Regions from separate parts of the Homo sapiens genome. Here regions 2 and 3 are each linked to region 1. A link is a loop called in an ENCODE intact Hi-C map of the cell type or tissue named here. Cell type or tissue: heart left ventricle. All regions are shown on one strand. Each heading gives the region's core, and the rest is flanking DNA. Links, peaks and the distances in the headings are about the cores only.

Evidence for each region. A loop is a pair of places that touch in the nucleus more often than their neighbours do. Peaks named below come from ENCODE experiments on the same cell type or tissue, not always from the same donor. Only the 100,000 strongest peaks of a DNase experiment are listed, where the experiment ranks them.
Region 2: it touches region 1 in a loop (4-fold over the local background); 30 of 110 quality-filtered maps call a loop at or near these places.
Region 3: it touches region 1 in a loop (3-fold over the local background); 22 of 110 quality-filtered maps call a loop at or near these places.

Annotation. Positions count from the first base shown.
Region 1 is chr2:12,821,515-12,829,518 of GRCh38, reverse strand. No RefSeq gene overlaps it. Among named protein-coding and RNA genes, the nearest start is that of MIR3125, 88 kb to the right of the region's middle. In heart left ventricle, for the core only: no CTCF peak of the experiment used is centred there; DNase peaks (open chromatin) are centred at 4,248 and 4,758; H3K27ac peaks cover 2,907 bases.
Region 2 is chr2:12,719,160-12,725,556 of GRCh38, reverse strand. TRIB2 (tribbles pseudokinase 2) reads right to left here. Exons shown (of 3, transcript NM_021643.4): 2 at 2,005-2,297. Among named protein-coding and RNA genes, the nearest start is that of TRIB2, 5.4 kb to the right of the region's middle. RefSeq lists an enhancer at 6,155-6,397. In heart left ventricle, for the core only: a CTCF peak has its summit at 2,870; no DNase peak of the experiment used is centred there; H3K4me3 peaks cover 4,500 bases; H3K27ac peaks cover 4,794 bases.
Region 3 is chr2:12,729,227-12,735,623 of GRCh38, reverse strand. The region is part of intron 2 of TRIB2 (tribbles pseudokinase 2); the gene reads right to left. Among named protein-coding and RNA genes, the nearest start is that of MIR3125, 4.9 kb to the left of the region's middle. In heart left ventricle, for the core only: no CTCF peak of the experiment used is centred there; DNase peaks (open chromatin) are centred at 563, 1,623, 2,863 and 3,473; H3K27ac peaks cover 4,630 bases.

The sequences.
Region 1 (8,004 bases), core at 1,175-6,174:
GTGAACATAAGAAGAAAGACTGGAATTCTCAGAATTGTCCTCAGGAGTCTGTACTCATACAAGTTATGAGACTGGGTGTTTGAGCCAAATTCACCTAAACCCCAGACAAGTAAGATGACTCCAAATGACATCTGGGCTGCACATGCATAGAGCTTTTTATACTGTGCAAAACACTTTTATTTAGCACACATTTGTGGGCCCCCACCCTGAACCAGGTCCTTGGCTAAGCGTCGACAATTCAAAGATTAGACACAGTCCCTGCTCGGACTGTGAAGATGCTTCACAGACAGATCAGGCAGATGGTGTCATTGCATATTGATGCACATTCGCTTGAATGTGAAGTAACCATTTGCATTTGTAAGCACAGCAGGCGGTAGAAAGTGGATCAGGAATCTAAGAGAAGAGTAACAGAGGGAGAGGAGGGCCGTACCATCTTGGTTGTTTCGCAAGAAAACCTGAGTGGGTACCAAGGTCAGTGCCATTAGCTGTACTTTGAGGATAAAAAGTGAAAGCCCAGGGGATGGAAGTTACTCGCCTAAGGCCCCACACCTCAGTGGTAGCAATACGGGGAGAATGCAGAGACAGGTATTCCAGCGCCAGTATTACCAATAAGTCACTCTTTTGCAAATCCAAGATAACATGGAAATGAAGGGTAAAGCAAGTGACTTTTACAGAACACCTATTACATGCCTGAGGGTTTCCATTCATTATTGACATTTTTCAGAGTACATGCATGAATGCAAGTATGTTCATAAATACGGAAAGGTAATTTTATTATGCTGTTGTTGTTACTAATGCTTAGGGTTTCTTTTTTTCTTTGGCTTTCTTCTTTCATACCTTCCACTTCACATTAACTCTTCCATATTTTCCTTTATTTTATATGCATTCTTTCACCGAATTCATTCATTCATTCAATTTTTTTTTTTTTTTTTTTTTTGAGACGGAGTCTCGCTGTGTTGCCCAGGCTGGAGTACAGTGGCCTGATCTCGGCTCACTGCAAGCTCCGCCTCCCGGGTTCACGCCATTCTCCTGCCTCAGCCTCCCTAGTAGCTGGGACTACAGGCGCCTGCCACCATGCCCGGCTAATTTTTTTGTATTTTTTAGTAGAGACGGGGTTTCACCGTGTTAGCCAGGATGGTCTTCATCTCCTGACCTCGTGATCCGCCCGCCTCAGCCTCCCAAAGTGCTGGGATTACAGGCGTGAGCCACCGTGCCAGGCCCACACACACCATATTTTCTTTATTTATTTGATAAGGAAGTGCTGGGAAGGGAAGAACATGGTCCCTTTAAATAATATGGAAGTGGGGAAGGGAAGTGCTGGATAGAGGAGGGCATGGTCCTTGGCTAGGGCTTCACTCTCACGGACCTAGGTAAGGACAGGCATTCCCTACCCAAATGTTGCATTTCCCAAGACTACCCTGTCCTGCCATGCCCCCATCCTGTGCCCATAAAACCCCCTGAGACCCCAGCAGGCAGACATGGATATGGAGAGAAGCACATCAGCAGAGGAATAGGCAGGCAGCTGGACATCCAGAGGAACACACACACCGACAGGCACCAGCATCCCGGCAGGCCACCAACCAGCAGAATGACGCAGAGTTTGCCTGGGGCAGTCAGAGGGAGAGCCCAGGCCGCTGAGCGCCTGACTCCAGGGGAAAACCTTCCCACTCCATCCCCTCTTGACTTCCCCCATCTGCTAAGAGCTACCTCCGCTCAATAAAACCTTGCACTCATTCTCCAAGCCCACGTGTGATCTAATTGTTCCAGTACACCAAGGCAAGAACTCAGGATACAGAAAGCCCTCTGTCCTTGTAACAAGGTAGAGGGTCTAACTGAGCTGGTTAACACAAGCCACCTATAGATGGCAAACAAAGAGCGAAACTAAAAGAGCACCCTGTAACCCACACCCACTGGGAGCTATGATATTCGCCCCTAGACGCTGCCGTGGTGCCGGATCCCCAAAGCCTGCCCCTCTGTATGCTCCCCGAGAGGTTTGAGCAGCAAGGCACTGAAGAAGCGAGCCACATGCCGTGTGAGGGGGACAGGGGAAGCTTTCCCATTCCATATTCATCCACTGATGGACACTGAGGTTGATTCCATATTTTGGTTAGTGTGAATAGTGCTACAATGAACATGGGAGTGTAAATATCTCTCAATCATATTGATTTCATTTTATTTGGCTGTATACCCAAAAAGGGGATTGCTGGATCACATGATAGTTGTATATTTAGCTTTTTGAGGAAATTCCATTCTGTTTTCCACAATGGCTGTACTGATTGACATTCTTACCAACCGTATATAAGGGTCCTCTTTTCTCCACATCCTCACCAACACTGGTTGTTTCTGGTCTTTTTGATGAAAGACATTCTAACAGGTAATATTTCATCATGGTTATAATTTGCATTTCTCTGCTGATTAGTGATGTTGGGCATTTTTTTTTTCTTTTTCTTCTTGGCCATTCATATGCCTTATTTTGGGAAATGAGCGATTTTAATGTAACCATGCGGTAGGCAGGACTTCCAGTATTGGAGAAAGGAGTCTCTGTTCTTTGCTTCCCTTAATGTGTTCTCACACTGTTTTTACGTCATAAACTTGAGGTTTGTTTTGTTCTTTTTTCTTGGATGGAGCTGTTGTATGGACTAGAAGTTGTAAGAATCTAAAATCAAGTAAAACAAATAGCAACATCAGAAAGATTTTAGAAGTTAGCTGGTTCAGTTCCCTCAATTTCTAAATGGGCAAGCCAGAAACCTACACGTAAGAAAGGATTCCTTAGAGTCACACAGGCTGTTTGTAACAAAATCCAAAGAATATGTTTGTCTCTTGAATTCTAGTGTCCTGTCCCCTATACTTTTGATACTCAAAGTGTGGTCCATGGACCATCCACACTGGCCTAAGCTGGGCGTTTGTTAGACACTTAGAATCTCAGCCCTTTCCCCAGACCTACTGATCAGGTTCTGCATTTTGGCAATATCCTAATGTGATTCATATAGACACTACAGTATGAGAACTCTTCCCAGAGGAAAGGGGAAAACAGAGGATGTCAGCTTACCTAGGGAATGGACAAGAGGTATGTATGTTTGGGGTGAGGGGCGGGGTGTGGGTGTATGAGGGTGTGGGACACAGATGGAAGAACCTCAGCCTGCTATTGTCTGTAAAGATAGACAACTTCAAAAATAATAATAATAAATAGCTTTACCTCTTCCCCCTTCTTTCACGCAAAATTTCTAAGTAGTATCGAGAAGCATAAGTATCTCAGATGAATCCCTGGGATGAGATTTTAGATTTGGCATGAAATTAGGCACGCTTAATGTTGCTCTTTACCAAATCACAGACCCATCAGAAAAGGAAAACAAAGGAACAATTTTCACTTTGTGTTAATAAAACTGTGCTTTGCTCCTTTGCCCTTGGAGTAGCAGCATGAACAAGGAATTGCAAGAAAATGTGGAGTGGGAGGTAGAAGATCTGTATTTCAGAATAAATGCAGTGCATTTTTTAAAGAAAATTAATTCCCATTTTTCTCAGAAGGGCGAGAGATACTCTATTATTGGGAGGCAAAAGTAAACACATTTTTTTTCTCTTCTTTCAAATAGCCTGTCATTTACCTTTTAGCATTACACATTCCTAAGGAGAATTTTTACCCCAGAAATAAAAACCTATGTTCTCTGCCATGAGAAACCCACTTTTTTTTTTAATGATCTATGTCCTGTCCCAAAGTACTACTGCTAATAGCATCTCCATTAACCCTTACATTATGAGTTTTATGTAGCTGAAAGTATCTACTCAAATCTTTTGCAAGTGTGTACTAAATTATAACTCCCATATTTTTGAAGGGTTCCTTTTGGGTTCCTATTTAAATGGTAGGCTGAAAACCTGTTTGTAGGGAAAAAGACAAAAAACAAAAAAAAACCCCACAAAAACAAGAACAGAAAACAAGCAACAAAATATTGTTTAAAAATATTTTATTTGGATCTACTCTTCCATCTACTTTGTGCTAACTATATGAGGCTTCGTCGAAACAACAATTTCTCAAGGAAGAGCTTATTATTCTGATAATGGAGATGAAGATTTAGAGGTGAAAGAGGTTAATTAACTCGTCACACTGTCAAGCCAGAACCAGAAGCAAAAGCCACGTATGCACAAGGCTCAGGTCCTCACACCACATGGTTCCTGTCCAAGCTGCGTCCAGGGCACCTGACTTCCAACAGCCACTATGGAACACAATCAAGGAAACAAAATCCCCTTGGGAGGGAGCAGATGACAACGCAGGCGAGGGGACATGGGCGTTTTCCTGGATGGGTCCCTTGGGGTTCTGGGAAACTATGACCACAAATCAGAGGGCCTGCCCAGCATTGTGTAACTGCAGTTCAGAACCAGAAAGTTCTCCTTCCCCTAGGAAAGGCTCCAGCAGGCCTGTCATGAAAAACCACTTTTCTGGACCTCTTTTCTTGAGCTCAAGTTGCATGGAAGAAATGAACTTGGAGATTCCGGCTGGCTTGAGGAATGGATGACCAACAAGTTTTGAACAAAGCAATCCCACTTCCTCTCTGTAGTGTCCATTTGAGCTAGACAAAATGCTCCTTTTGCCAGAGATGACTCCCTGGTCTACGCTGGCTGCTTGGAAAAGCCCTCTCAGACAGCCGCGGTAAATCACTAGGCAGCCACTCTCTGCAAGCCCCATGGCAGCCACGGTGCAAAGAGTGATTTATCAGGCAGCTTCCAACACAGCTTAATTTTTGGAGGCAGGCAAAAGATGCCAAAAGGCTTTCAAAGCTGAGCCAGAATCCCCCAAAAGAAGGAAGCAGGAGAGACACTTTGAGGAGGGGCCCAACCAGCTGCTGGAGCATCTGTGGCGGCGAGTAACTCCTCCAGGGAGCTGGGAGCTGGCATCTGGCAACCTTTCTTCCCTCCTTCTGTGTCTGTGTTCAGAAATGGAAATCCTGGGGCGGTCCAATCAGGAGACAAGAATGCTCCCTCCCTCTCCCCTCCCTGGAAACCCCTCCCCCTTCATGCTTCCTTAGACAGGAAACTAAATTGCTGGGATGGGCCACCCTAATTGCTACTCTTTTAATAACTTGGTTCACTCCTTGAAGTTTGTGTAAACATCTTGGAATTCCTGTAGTTAAGGCAAGGAGGAGAAGCATATGACTTGCAGGACAGCCCCTCTACTGCAATGAACTGGCTTCTGAGGAGTCAGAGAAGAATGAGTCAATCAACACGGCCCCTCTGGAGAAGGTCCCCTTCCTCTCCACAGCCCCCAGAAGGTCCTGGAACTTAGCTTCACAGGTGTCCACCGGACTTCCCCCGCCGCCTGCACCTAGGAGACTATGTGTTGTCCTCTCCCTCCTAACTACCTGGATGCACTCCTAGGATGCTCACACACTCCTCACCTGCACTGGCAGAGCACCACAAATGCAGCCCAATATTCCACCTTTTCCTTCACATCATGATCCTGGAAAGGACCCATAGAGGTTATTTCATTGCATAAATAAGAATTCTGAGAGCACCCAGAGAAGTTAAGAGATTTGCCCAGAACAGCTCAGCAAGGTGTTGTCAGAGCAAAGACCCCAGGACTGGCCTCATCACCCAGCCAGGCCTCACGGTGAGGCACTCGCCTGCTCTCCTAGAGAGTGCTGGACTTTTCCATAGCTGCCAATCAGGTTTCGGATCTGGGATTTTCAGAGCCAGCCTTTCTCCGTGGCATCAAGGAAGGCTTTTATATCTTCCTCCATATGGAGTGAACAAGTGAAAAGAACTATTTGAAAACCAACAGAGTAGGAGGGGGCTGGGAAAGACACATGACTTCATCGGGTGCCATCTATTTCTTTCAACTCCTGTCCTTTTTGTACAATTGTTTTGTTTTATGGGGGTTTAGGAATTCAGACGCTGTGGTTTATTAGAAGCTCAAATAATTTGATGCAAGGGTAGGTAAGAGGTCTGAGAGGTGTTTGCTGCTTGGTAGCAGAAACAAGACGTTTTCTATTTTTCCTGTTATAGAAAAACAAACCTTCTAAATTCCCCTCTCCATGAGGGGACTGGGCTGGGGTTAGACAGGCTGTCCTGACAGCAACACAGCCAATGTCAGGGCACAGAGGCTCTTCCAGCCCTGTGAGAGGCACTGAGCAACAAGAGAGAGAGGCATTGCCAACTCCGAAAAGACCAAGTACAGCAGGTCCTTGAATAATGTCATTTTGTTTATTATAATATTGATGAGAAAAAAAAAATCAATTCCTCATCAGGACCACTGTCTCTGTGGAGTCTGCATGTTCTCCCACGTCTGCGTGGGTTTTCTCCGGGTACTTCGGTTTCCCTCCACATCCCAAAGATGTGCACCTGAGGTGGGGATTGGTGTGTCTGCGTGGTCCTAGTGTGAGTGCGTGTGGGGGTGTGTGTGAGTATGCCCCGCAATGGGAGGGTGTCCTGTCCAGGGCTGCTTTCCATCCTGAGCCCTGTTTCCAGGACAGGTTCTGGCCAGTCATGAACCTAAACTGAAATTAGTGGGTAAATAATTCTCTTACTTGTTTTTGTTTATCTTTCTTAAACATATGCATAGCTCACATTTATTTTCATGTTTAATATGGACATGCGTTGGCCTTTATTTACAAGTCGGTGATGTTTTTGTGACCAGAAATAAATCATAGAAATTTAATTCTTATTTATATCAATTAACCCATGGGAAAATTGGTTTCAGTGTAAGTGGTTGAGCTTAAAGTCTCAGTTTCCAAGAGCCTATTGACGAGGGTAAGGTATATCTTCTAAAAAACTAATGCTGAACACTTTAAGTCCCAAGAACTGTTTCGATGAGAATTTTAATTCAATTTCAGCCAGCGTCTAAGTGTTGTTACACATTTTTCTGTCTTCTTAAATAACACCACATTTTATTTTTGGTGTGGGGTCATCTTAGAAAATAATAAATATTTATCGAGGAGTTCACTATAAATATAAATATTCTCAGGTTTTTGGACACTTTTATGTTTTGTGACCTTATAACATTTTTGCTACAAAATGACATTTTTGTATTCATCAAAAATACTTTAATAGGAAGAGAGAAAGCACAGAGTAGTAGTGGAAAACTACACTAGGATTGCAAGCATTGGCTTCCAATGCCAGCAGTTCTGGATATCATAAGGGCTCAGTGTACAGGAACCAATCCAAAGGGGTCAGTAGCAGTTTCAGAGCAAGATCCCAGACTCAGGTGGAACTGGGTTTGGGATGAAAGCACATCAGGAACCAGAAAAAATAATTTTTTCAGTAGGTCTTGGGCACCACCAGGTGTCTGCAGATATCTTCAAGGGCTGACAGGTAAGTTGGTCTTTGGTGAGTGGAGTTATCTGAAATGGCCAGTGGCAGCAGGGATCAACTCAAGAAGGCAACTTCTCAGTGAAGCGACGTGTTATGGGGCAAGAGATTTAGCATAGTAAGTAAGGCATGGTTAGTATTATTTTAATATAGAGAATGTTGGCAGAGACTGTCTTAACTCTGAGATGTTCAGGTTCAAAACATTCTGGGACATTAGCCATGAAAACTAGAACTGGGTTCTAAGGACAGAAAATGAAGGGTGAGGAAACCTAAATAGAGTAGGATGGTGGGTAAGGAGGCTGAGCTGATCATGACAGTCACCCCAGCAGGGTATGACCAATGTCCAACTCACAAAAGATGTGGTTTCAGAACATGTCAGTCCTAGATGGGTGGGGGAGGATGATGGTAAAGGTGCCCATCTGAAGGCTGGTGCGTCCTAAAGGATTAGAAATGACTTAGTGTTAAGAAAATGACTAATGCTTCAGACTTTGCAGGCAGGCAGGACCCTGGGTTTGAATTCTGCCCATGTCATTTTTCATACAGGCAGAATTCAAACCCAGGAACCTGTCTTATGATCTCAGGTGCGTTATCTAAATTCTCTAAGTCACGATTTTCTCATCCAGAAAATTAATATCTATTCCATCTAAAAGGGATGAGTTTAAAGACTGGTCACCATTGTGTTTGTGTGAAGTGATGTAAGAAGAAGGA
Region 2 (6,397 bases), core at 1-5,000, 100 kb after region 1:
TTGGCGTGTGATGACACACTCATAAAGGAGAAGCAAAGGCTGGGTGGGAGTAAAAGCCCTCCACAGCCCAGGTGAGGCCTGGCTGTGCTTCACTGGCTCCTAGCTAGCTGTGTGCACTGGGGCGTGCTCTCACCTCTGGAGTTCTGCCTCCTGGCAGCAAACCAAGAGAGTGCCACACAGACTATGCAACCTCCGGGTCCACTTTTGTTCCCATGTTCTATGACTTGGGGACCTCCACCCTGCTCTACTCATTTGCACAAACATGTATTCACTATGGGGGTCCTATCCCTGAATAGGCCATTCCTTCTACTCGTTGGTGCCCGAGAGTTCCTCCCTATGGAAACACAATCAAAGACGACACTTAAAAACACAGATCCCTGCGAGAGAGGGCATTTGCTGTCCCCATGCCCTCTGGCAGACAAATGAATTTCTTGAGAGCTGACTTACTAGTGAATGTGGCCTTACTTCTGCTCTTTCCTGTCCGTAACTTTGGGACTTCACCACGTTGCACTTTGGAGCTCTCGTCTATACAATGGACATGATGACATTCACTTCAATAGGGAGAGAGAATTAAACTTTAACCTTATGGTAAGAGGTAAACAAATATGACCTCTTATTTTTGTAGGTGCAGTTATTAAATCTCCAAGAAAGGTGGAACATACAAGGGTAGAGAGAATACCTTTGTCAGTATCGTTGGGGGTCAACATATATTCATCTTCTAAATGAGAATATTCAAAGAAGCACATACACCAATTTATTATTAATTGAAAAGACCTTAGAGCCAATACAGCATACAGAAGGTAACAGAAGGAGAAATATGAGGCTGGTAGGGGGAGGGTGGAAACAGACGAAGGACCAATCCAAGATCACAGAGGGTATCGAAGGCAAAACCAGGGGAAACATCTCCAGGCTCCAGGGGCAGAGGCATCTGAGCGGAAGAGAAAAGGTAAATGTGGTTCCACACTCTAAATCTTCCAACAGCTGCCCCTTCTCAGTTTGTTAATAAAGGTAAAGGCATTCACAAGCAAAGATCAAGATATGAGCTGGTCTCCACATTATGTGGGGCCTCATTCAGGAACTACGGTGAGCAATGAATACAGATTTGTTGCCTCTGTCCCTCTAAACTCATATTCTTAAAAAGAACAAAAAGGGCTTGAAGGAGTTCTTGTAATCAAAATCGGCTGGGAGAGAAAGCAGGGCCCCAGCAGAGTCTGCTAAATAGAAGGTAATGAGTTAACGGCATAAGCCAGTTGCCTGCATCCTGTCCAGCTGTCTCCTCCAATAACCAAGACCTCTGCACTGCCATGCATTTGCATCAGCAGTTTCCTCACCTGGAATGCGGTCTTTCCCACATTTCCTGAAATCCAGTCATCTTTCGAGTCTTGGCTCCAAAATCACCCCTCCTGTAAAACCTTCCTTGACTCTCCAAGTCCTAGGGAGAACTGACATGTCCCCACCACCCCAGTTCTCATCCCACCCAGCACGGACCTCTATTCTGAGCTGGTAGCATTTCCTTTATAGGTCCGTTGGCTATCTAATTCATCTAGATATTAATAGTACTGAGAATTGTGACTAATACCTAATATAAGCTTAGGTAAGAGCTACTGAATGAGTGCATGGATGAATGAATTATAAATGACTGATTCTGGCTGCTGAGTGTTCTGCGGGTAGAATTTTCAAGGCCCTGCCTTTACTGGCATTGAAAATGTCAAAGAGGTTTGCAGCCACCTTCGGAATTCAAGACACCTAATCATACATATTCATTGGGTCACAGAATATCCTGGTACCTGTCCTTTGAGCACCAGATGACACCTTTAGAATAGTAGCTATTTGTTTTCCCAAACACTTGAAAATTGCAATATTCACTTCCTTTTGCCCTCCTAAGATTCCTTCCCCTCATCTGGACCACAGACGGCAAAAAAACGTCCATTCAAGACTTTTCTAGGAAGCTGTTGTTAGGAGCAGTCCATCACAGTACCCAGGTCTGGACAGGATGAGACCTACCTCTCTTCGTCCTTAAAGATGAATTTCCGCAGCTTGAGGTCCCGCAGCACCAGCCCCCCGTCATGGCAGTGGGCCACTGCCGAGGCAATCTGGTAGAACAGTCTGGCTGCCTCCTCCTCTCTCAGCTTCTTGCAGGTGCGGACGAAGGAATGCATGTCCCCATAGCTTCGCTCAAAGAACACATAGGCTTTGGTCTCACCCAGGATAATTTCAGTGATTTGGTTGATGTTACTATGAGCAGACAGGCAAAAGCACGGTGCCAGGGATTCCTGGTAGCAGCTGATATCAAACACCTACGACAGGATTAACAGTAAGACCAAAGTCAGAGGTGCCTCTTGTACAACCAAAACACATAATGCTGCACCTCCCACAGGTATGGGCTTTTGAGATGACAGAAAATATGCTGAACTTGGACCCAGACCACATTGGCCCTGCCTCCTACCAGCTGTGTGGCACTAAACAAGTCACTTAACCTCTCGGAGCCTCCAAATCTTTACGTACAACATGGGAAACTGATACTTGACTCACAGTGTTAGGAGGATTATATGAGAAAATGAAGGTGATAGTGCTTTGCAAAACGTAATGCAGTACAGAAATAATAATTTTCATTACTTTTGTCTCTAGCCCAATTGCGTGTTTATAGAACTAAGGCAAAATTGGAGAGAAAGTGATCCACCTCAATGACATCAACAACACTTTATTTGCCTTCAAAAATAAAAAAAAAGAAATGCACATAAACAGGCATTATACAACACATGAGCAACTAAGAGAATAAACAGCTAGCTTTTGCCCAGTGGTCTCTAATTCAATACTTTCATTTTACAGATATGGAAACTGAGGCTCAGAGAATGAGCCAAAACTCAAGCCCCCAGTGGCAGAGGTAGGAATATGATAGAATCCTTCTGAATAGGGAAGCAGCCTTGCTTCTTCCTCTCTTCCCTCCACAGATATCTAACTCAATGAACCAGTTATGCAATGATTTTCTATGAATCAAAATTAGCCTGCAAAATGCCAACTCATTGTGCGGTTGCTTAAAAAGAAAAGGCACCATCAATACCTTTTGAAACAGACCTAACAGCAATTAACACTACAGAGAATTTTTGAGGTTATATAAAAGGCGCTTTCATTCATTTCAAGACCTCCACTAAATCAGGAATACAAGTCCCTGGGTCTGGAATGTGGTTTTTCTATCTGCCTGGGATGTGGGTAAGATGAATCTATTCAGTGTGTGCGTGAGCCAGGGGCATGCGTGGGTGAGCTTCGCTGGAAAGCATCTGAGGCAGGAACGCCCTAACAATACACTGCATGCTATCAGTTCACAATGATTTAGCTGCCTAAATCGCTTTTTCACTAGTTAGACATACTTTCTTTCATCATCATTTTGCAGTGTGGTAGGAAATATGCTGGACTGGAAGTCGGCAACCTTGAGGCACTAATCCTGGCCCTGCCACCAATAATCTGGATGAGATGGATAAAGAGCTTAGGGTTACTGGACCTCCCTCCTCTTCATAAAATGAAGATGTTGATTTAGAACAGTGTTAACCTTTTTTGGGTCCTGATGTCACATAAAATCTGATAAAAGCTCTGTTCCCTCTTAGCTGACAATGCCCGTTCTCAAATGCATGCACGATACCGGATTCATTTTAAGGGGATTCACGGGCTTTCTGAAGCCCATCCAAAGCCACAGACTGCTATTTAAGAATCCATGAGTTAAGTTGCTCTAAGCTTCAAAAAATTGAAACAAAATCTGTGAGTCAAACAGGGATGTAAAACCTCAAGAGTTGCTGCTAACACGGCCAAGGAAGCAAAGTTAACAGTAATGTTGTGAATGAACCATAACGAGGCATCTCAGAAAAGCGGCACAGCTGCTGCCACTATAACCTAGAATTTAAGAAAGAATACTTCAACATCTCCAGAGACCACAAATCACACACTGATACTGTCAAATGATGACCCAAGAGCAGTGACCTAAGAGGCCTGTTCAATTAGGAATCTGAAATGCTTGAATCAACTTTAACACCCTGAATGCAGGCAACAGAAACCCAGGGAAGCCTCAAAAATTTCGAGGAGTAATAAGCTTTGCAGTGGCTAACGTAAACACTGCATCATATAATGAAGATGCTGTGTTCTGAAATACCAGGTTGCAGCTTCTGTCGCCAGTGCTCACAGAGTTATGATTATTTATAATCTACTTCCTGTTTCCAGGTGCATTTACAAAAACATAAAAGGTGACTTTTGCTCAGCACTTTTAGCCTATTATCCTGCTCCACTGCTGAAAAACTGGAGACAGAATTTTTAAAAAACTAACATATTTGTGGCAGCTTCAAATGTAGCCATACCTTTTGTAGAAGAGACCAAATTCCAAGATGGTGGACAGAGTATGAAAAATAAAATAAGTACTTATGTTTTCCCACACGAGAAGGAGCCAAACTTTTATTAGTAGCTATCAGGGGCATTTAGGGGCTTGGACTGGTATTTAAACCATCATCTTCACGTGCAAAATCAAGCCACAAGCCTGGTGCCAGCTTCTTTACATGTTTAATTTGGAGCCTTGGTTATGTAATGTGACAGTTCAGATAAGGCAGTAAGATTAGGCCATCATTAATAACATTTGCAAAAAAAAAGTACCCATTCTGCCAAGATAGTAATTATGTCAATCTGCACAGTAGCTACCAGTATCTCCATGAAAACATACAGTTAAAGACTCCTTAAAGTGCCTTCATTCATCTAGCAAAAGTAGGTACATGGAGACAATAAGCAGCCTTGATTATTTTGTTTAAATGACTCTGGAATCTCTATTCCTCCAAATAGTGTCCTATGGAATTCTCTACGCAGTCCCCTATAATAAATAGCATCTTTACATTTGATCTGTTTTTGCAAAGAATTTTTTCATTGGTCAACACACAGCTAGGAAACATGAGCCTTCTATTCTAAGACATCAAAAGGAACTAGATTCAATGTGTAGATTTCACTGAGCCTTAAAGTAAGCTAAGAGACCACAGCATATATATCTCTCAGGGCAGTTCAGAGAAGCAGCCTTATAAAACTCTCTTGGAGCTTCTTCGGAGATACACAACTATGCTTGCATAAGAAGTCACCCACATCATCTATGGTAAAAAGTCAGGAAAACAGAAGCTGCTGTGTCTTAAAGGGATGACCTCTGTCAAGCAGAACAATGATACTGCACTTAAATCCACTTGCAGCCACACTGTAATTGGTGAGGGGCTGATTCAATCTTTGCAATAACTAAACCAGCAGATTAAGTCCAATTTGAGGCCAGAGCACAAGTCTGCAAATGACACTGTAAGGTCAGCCCAAAGTGAAATATGTCTTGCAAAATCTGGAGAAAGAATGAGCAGAGGCCAGAGTCACCTCTGATTTTAAACAAAGAAGTAACAGCCAGATGCCCCTGCAGAATTTGGCTGCAGAGTCCCTATACTTAAAAGCATCTCCAGCCTTTGAAAAATATTAAAATGCTGTACTGAAGTTGAGCAAAAGGAATGAAAATATTCACTGCTGGGTGATTGTGCATATTTCATACAAGAGTGGCAGTTCTGTGGAATTCATTCATTTCAAAGGATGACTATCCTATTGTGCAACCTTGCAGACTTCTGAGAATTCAATCCAGCTACTGAATTTTGGTTAACTGGGCACAGTTGCTCTGGGTCTCAATAACTTAGAGAAGATGCAAAATACCAAATGCTCAGTACAAGCAAAGGGCAACATTTAAAGAGTCTCCGATTTCCCCCTAAGGGCTGAACTGAACAATCGCAAAACTGACTGGAGATCTCCACTAAACCCAAATTTTGCAATGAAATACTCCAGTCCACTAGGAAATAAGGCAAGTCCGCAAAGTAGTCTGTGGTGAATGGCAAAAGCGCGATGTGTTATTTGCAGCACAACCGTGCCCAGTGACCATTTCAAAGGCAGAATGGGTCCCCCACTCTCCCCTTACCCCCTCAAAAAAAAAAAAAAACAGTCAGCAAATCTAAAATTAAGTGACAAAGAATCCTTGATCTAGGTCCAATTCTGGGTAGTAGTATGCTCTATTATAGTTATTTTCTTTTTCGCAACTATTTCGCCCCTCATCCACTTGTCTGGGGCCCGGTGGGTGCACACAAAGATACACAGACACACATATACATAAACCAGTCACTGTTCAGGGTTAAAGACAAAAAAGGAAACCGAAGTGTCCATCGCAGTGGTATTACCACTGCGGATCCCTAGGGCTCCAAACGGGAGCCTCTTAACCTTACAGGCAAAGGTGTTGTTCAGGGGGGCACGGAAGAGAGGGGATGAGCAGACAGGGAAGTCTAGAGATGGGGAGAGAGACCAAGACCAGAGAGAAAGACCCAAAGCATTCACTATTCACCAGAAAGTGCTCAGGCTTTGA
Region 3 (6,397 bases), core at 1-5,000, 93 kb after region 1:
TCTCTTTAAAGTTTAGGAGATCCATTTCCAAGGCAGGTACTATGATTCCTTTTCTCATGGACAATGAGCCTAATGCTCAGAGAGTCTGAGTAGGCTCCTACGGCTGGCAAGGCAAGGCAGTGGCTGGGTGCTCACCTTCCTTAGGCCTGACCCCACCTACTCAAGCAGCTGGCGGAGGAAACCACACCAGGGTTGCTCAGTTCACTAGGCTCCATCAAGGTGCGCTGTACGTGTGCTTCCCCAGTGTCAGGGGACAGCCAATCCTTGGGGCAGGAGCCTGCTCTTTCTCTAGGGGAGAATCTGCATCCCAGGCAGGAGAGGGGCAAAAGAAAAGAGAAGCCGGGAGAAAGGATGGGGAGGAAATGCAGGCTTGCTGGCCTTGGTAGGTCATTCTTTTGACCTTGCTTCCTTCTCAGAACACTGTGAACTTGTTTACAAAACTTCTAGGCAAGGGTCAAGGCAACTGGTCTGGATTACGTCTTTCAACGAGGACCTTTCAGGATGCATACCACGCGAGAGGAATGGAGGGAGGTCTGACAGGCGGGGGTGAGTGTCAGCTCTGGTCACTGTGGACTTGCTGTGTAACTGCAGGGAGGCTGCTGAAGGTCTTTGGGCCTTGGCTCCCTCCTCTGGGAAAGAGGGCTGCCAGTCACGGTCTCAAGAATGTGTATGGGGAGTCCCTGGTGGGGCTCTAGCACATGTCAGAAATGGGAGCAGAAATGAATGAACAGTCTTGCAATGGCTCATGTCCCCTCACAGTCTGGGCATTATGAATTTTCCAGGCAAAGGAGCTGATTTCCATAAAAACCAACAGAAGCATCTGTGGACCTAGTAATTCAAATGTCCCACTAGTCATGCAGGCATGTAAAAGACATTTACCGAGCATTTACTCTGCTTGAGTTCCCCAACTAGGCACTGGGGAGACAGACATGACAAGTAACACCCACCTTCTCAGTTTTTGTGAGAATTAACTGTAATAATGCAAGTACGGTATCTACCGAGGAGCCTAGCATGGTAGATCTGCAAAAAACTGGGGGCAACAATAATGATCGATCTTATTATTAAGAATGAACCTTTGCACCTACCCTCAACCCAAAAGCCTAGTGGAGAAGATAGGTGAGGAAGCACGAAATGCAAGTCCCCAGCATACGGCCGTAGATGTGAATTCTCGTTCCTTCCTGGGTCTTTTGCACTTGTTCCTCCCGCGGGCTGGAATGCTTTTCCCCAGCTCTGTGCCCAGCCCAGTCCCCTCACTTTATTCAGTTCTGACTACAGTAATCAGGATATGCTTCCTGGAAGTGGTGGTACCAGAAACAGTCCGAGAAGAATAAACATTTCCCAAAGAGACAAGGGGTGGAGGGTGGTGGCAATTTTTGTGCCTAAAACGCTGTAAATGACAATGGTTATCTCCAGTAACTTCTCAGGGGAAGAGACATCTCCCTGCCAGCCACCAGCCTGGGGCAGGATTGGTTTGGCCAGAGAAGCTGGATCCCTGCAGGCCTTTTGCAAACTGTGCCTGGCATAGGAAGAGAACAGCCTGCTTTGCTCTCAACCTGCTGAATGAACAAGGCTTACACGTGGGCAGCCTGTGTACTCAATGACGGCCCAGCCCAGTGCCAGGCCTTGTGTCACCGGATCCCGGTGCCAGGTGAGGAAGCCAAAAGCAGCAGGGTGTGGTTCCTCTCCCAGCATCTGTGGAACAGCACAGGTCGGCACTGAAAGCCCCGATTCTCCCCCCACCCCCATCCACTCTCAGCACAGGCTCCAGAGCTCCCTTGCGCCACTAAGTTGAACTACCAGTGTGGCCCCTGGTTCTTTTGGCCTCAGTTTCCCTTCTGTAAAATAAGAACAAATAGCTACAGGGCCTGAAAAGGGCTCGTCTAGCTTCAGAATTCCAGATTTTAAAGTTTCCTTTAATTCTTAAGCTCTAGTGATTACAACACACCATATGATATCCTAATAATAATTATAGTAACAATAATAGAAACTATGTGTGAAGCATCTATAAGATGCTGAGATTACTACAGCTTGCATCCTTATTTCTCAAAACAAAGTAAAAGACAAGTATGATATATGCATGCTACCTAATATATAAGGAAGCTGAGGCACAGGGAATTAAATGCCCTAGGCCATACACAGAGAAACTGAACAAGCTGAGCTCTGAATCTACATCTGGACTCTAACGCCATTGTCCTTTCCAAAATACATTCTGGTACTAAAATCACTGATTTACTTAGGGCCAAAGAAAGAAAAACTTTTAAAGGGAGACCCTGAGATGATGGAGGCAAATCTGGTGCAGTTTATTCAGCACTAGATCTGGTACAAAACCATCCCATTCACAGCTAACTGCTATAGCTCATGAGGTAGATACAGGTGACTAGACCTGCCCATTTACCGGATGAAGAAACTGAGGTAACAGAAAGTAGATGTGACTTGTCCAAGGCCACCTCGCAAGCCAGTGACAGAGCTGGGATTCAAACCCCGGTTTTTAACTCCAAGTTTAGTGCTCAATCCACAAGATCAAAAATAGTATCCACAAGCAAATCATGCCGTATTTTCCAATCTTTAAACAGCACTGTGGGCCCTTGGCAGGAAGAGATCAGGACAGGGTGGGCCAGGGTGGGGCTGAGCTGGGAGTTCAGCCAGACAAAGTGGGCCTGGCAGGGATGGGAAGTCCGGTGGCCTAAGGTCAGTGAAATCCAGAGAAGTCACTGAAGGCCGTCCAGTCAGGCGGTCCAGATAGGCTTAAGGGTCAAGTGAAAAGGTCAGCTGCTGCCAGATCTGACCTTGCCCTGACTGTTACTGAAAAAGTCCTCTGGGCAGCCAGTCCAGCTGTGAAAGCCAGGGTCCCGCCCGGGGCGGCTGCTACCAAGGGCCTGGGAAGGACCACCTGGCACCATTGGCACCATCATGCCGGCCTGGCAGCTGCATTAGAACGTCACAGGCCACTAAACGATGCCAAATAAATTGTCGTTCACTTAATTCTGGTTCATGTATGCACAGACTTTTCCAACAGTCACCTCTGAGAGCCACCTCTGCACCAAGTCTTGGAGAGTCAGTGAACCACCCCAACTCCTACCTCAAATGGCCCACAAATTAGCAGGGAGAGCAACAGGTGAGCCACGGGGGAAGCATCTCAGGGCATCGTGGTGGAGGGAGAGATGTCTATAGGGAGAGAATATGCCTCTTGTGACCTTACAACACCACACAATCTGGAAGGTGGGTGTGCCCACACCGATTTGATGCAGGAGACTACAGCAGCTTAGAGACAGATGAAGGAACTTGCTTGGAAATAGCACAGTTGGGATGGGAAACCCAATCTGACTCAAATACTCAGGGGTTTTCTGCAGTGCCATCTACCCGGCCACGACGGAATCCCTGCCCTGTCCGCATGCAGGTGCACATTCCTGCCCGACTCCCATCCATGGTGCCTGGATGAACAGGGGAGTCTCATTGTACCCGAACACCTTCCCACGCCCCCATGCAGACACCACACAAGCACAGCCTGCAGGCCGCCAGGGCTTCACAGAGGAAGTCCATCCTGTCGCCATAGGAACAGAAAGGGAAACCCAAGAAAGAGGAAGCCATGCTGACAGGAATTCCTCATCAATGCTCCATTCACTCCCTGCATTGAGACTTTCAGCCATGGCTCCTGAAGAATCCCTCCTCCCCCATATCAGTGGATTGGCCTCTCCGCAAAGCTTCCGCAGGCTCAGTGCTGGCCAGGGGCACCCAGCGATGGTGTTGCTGCCCTGCCCGGTGGCTTAGGAGTGCTTCGGGGTCCAGAATTTTCCCAGTCTTGTTCCAGGTGTGGGGTGGGAGTTCACAGAGTTCAGGGAGGCCTGTGAGTGCATCTCTGCACCCACTCGCAGGGCCAGACAGGGACGCTGCACTTGACAGGGAGCCCCACACAGGCTTGTGGAGATGTGCGCGTAGGCACGTAATGAATGAGATCAAGTCGAAAAACCTGGGTCCTGCACTTGGCTGTGCCATGAACACATTTGAAACCTTGAGTAAGCCCACTCTCCTCCTCATTGTTTGTAAAGATAAAAGTGTCGGGTTTAAACCCCCACTTGTTGCCCCCAATTCTTCAATCCCACTGCCACAGTCTCAGTTTGAGCCACTTCTTCCTAGAACCCATGCCCGGCTGCTTTACCCAGTTCATCTTTCACATGTACTTCCGGAATCACAAACCCATCCCTGCCATCCAGAAAAACCTTTCAATGGTTCCTTCTGGGCTTCAGGTCAAGTTGGAGGTGAGGGGTGTGTCTTTCAGGCCCTGGACTCAGCCTCATCTCTGTCCTGGCACAGGGGACCCTCCAGCAGCACAGCCCTCCCTACACACGGCTCTTTGTGCCTCTGGCTTGACTCATGCCTTCTGGGACCTCCCCATCCCTACTACAGCACTCAAGCCAACCTCGTGCAGGAGGTCATCACCTCCCGGAGGTGACCATTCTCCACACCGTACTCCACTGTTGGAACTGTTAAATAATGCTTACAGCTAAATAACTATTGAATAATGATTACATCCATTAGGCAAGGACTCTCTTGTACTGATTCCTGTACCATCAACACCTAGCACCGTAGGACAGAGTAGGTGCTTAATAAATGTTTGCGAGATAGAATGACCCCCATATCTAAGACTCCCCAACTCCAACATTCTATCTGGAGTTCACGGCATCTAGGCAAGACTCTTCTTATGCATGGCAATGTCTAGAGTCCAAAGAAATTTCAAATAGCCTGGACTCGGTTTCATGATTTAGAGAAACTCCCAAGAGTATTGAGTAGAAAACAACATTGAAAATGAGTTTCCATCCACTGCATTCCACTGTCAATATGGCTAGTTGATTTTTCTTATGATATTCACGCCACGGGACATAAGGGGCTATTTGTATATCCATGGCATCAATGGTCACACATTCCTAAGTACTGCTAAGTCCAGTGCTAGGCATGGAGGATAGAAAAAGAAATGAAGCCCATTGTATAGTTCCCTGGGGAAAAACAAAAACAAAACAAAACAAAAAAAACCCACAGAATGGAACAACAGGACGTAGGACTGCCCGCAGGGTTGGCTCATTGGTGGCCCAATCCATGACTGCTCAGGAAAACTGAGTCGTGAGCTGAGTTTTGACCCTGGCTAGTCAGGTCCTCCTGGTGCACACCTGTTGCCTAACTGCGTGAGAAAATTCTTTCTCAGGGTTGGGCATAAGAGACGGTATTTTACCTGTTGTCTATTTCCTGGAGACAACCTAGTATTTGAAAGCTTGGGCTCTGGAGCCAGGGGCCTGGGTACCAACCCCAGGTCTGCCACTGGTTGGCCATTAGACTCTGAGGATCAATTTTCTTATCTGTAAAATGGTGAAAATAAGAGTATCTTACTCACTGGGTTTAAATTGATTAATTTAAATACAGTAGCTAATTAGAATTAAATTGGTGAATCACATGTTATGAGTAAAACACATGGTGGGCCCTAGATATTATTTCATTGAAATGTAGGTCTCATGAGAACAGGGTTTCTCTCTCACTGGGCTCTGTAGTGTCCCCAGCACCAAGAATAGTGCCTGGCACATAATAGATGCTCAATAGGTATTTGTTAAATAAATAATTGAATCTCCGGGCTGTTGGGTTATGAGGCTCAATGACATCAGAGGATGCCCAATAGCAATAATGACGGCTATGTATTCAAGTAGCTGCAGTGCACCAGGCACTGTGCTGGGCACTTAACATATTAATATATTGTCTCTTCTCATGATTTCAGAGAAGGCAGGCTAAGACCATAGGGCTAAATGGAGTAATAAAAAAATCTGACCACTGTGCCTCTGCTTGGTTTGCTTGAGGACCCACACTAGCCCATCAACTAGTTACTAAGTACAAGCAGTAAGCAGCCCAGCAAGAAATCCTGCTGAAGAATACCTACTATTTAGTCTACTTATAAGCATGGAACCTGGAGGAAGCTCTCCCCTTTCTAACCGTGATTAGAAAAGCCCTTCATGAATAAAATTACAGCCTGCCATAGACACTGAAAACAATGTCTTAAATAAATGTCACTTCTGCATAAATCATTAAATTAAAAGGGAAATGATGGGTAAATTTCTCACTTGATGGGAAACTTTGGAAATAGCTCTCTTTGAAAAGGTGTCTCCATAGGGGATGTATACGTTTTCTGGGCTCCCACTGATTCCAGGCAATGACCTAGACACCAATACTCTACTTACCCCTGCCTCTCTCTTTCTGTCATTAGAATCCAATCTGAGCTGCTCCCACTCAAAAAAGGAGACATTCCGTCAACAAATAGCAAGGCCCAACCTGTTCCAGAAGCAGTGAACATGAGACAGCCTATGTCCCCAGGAAGCCCCCAGCAGGGGACAAGGACAGTCTACAGATGCACACACGGGCC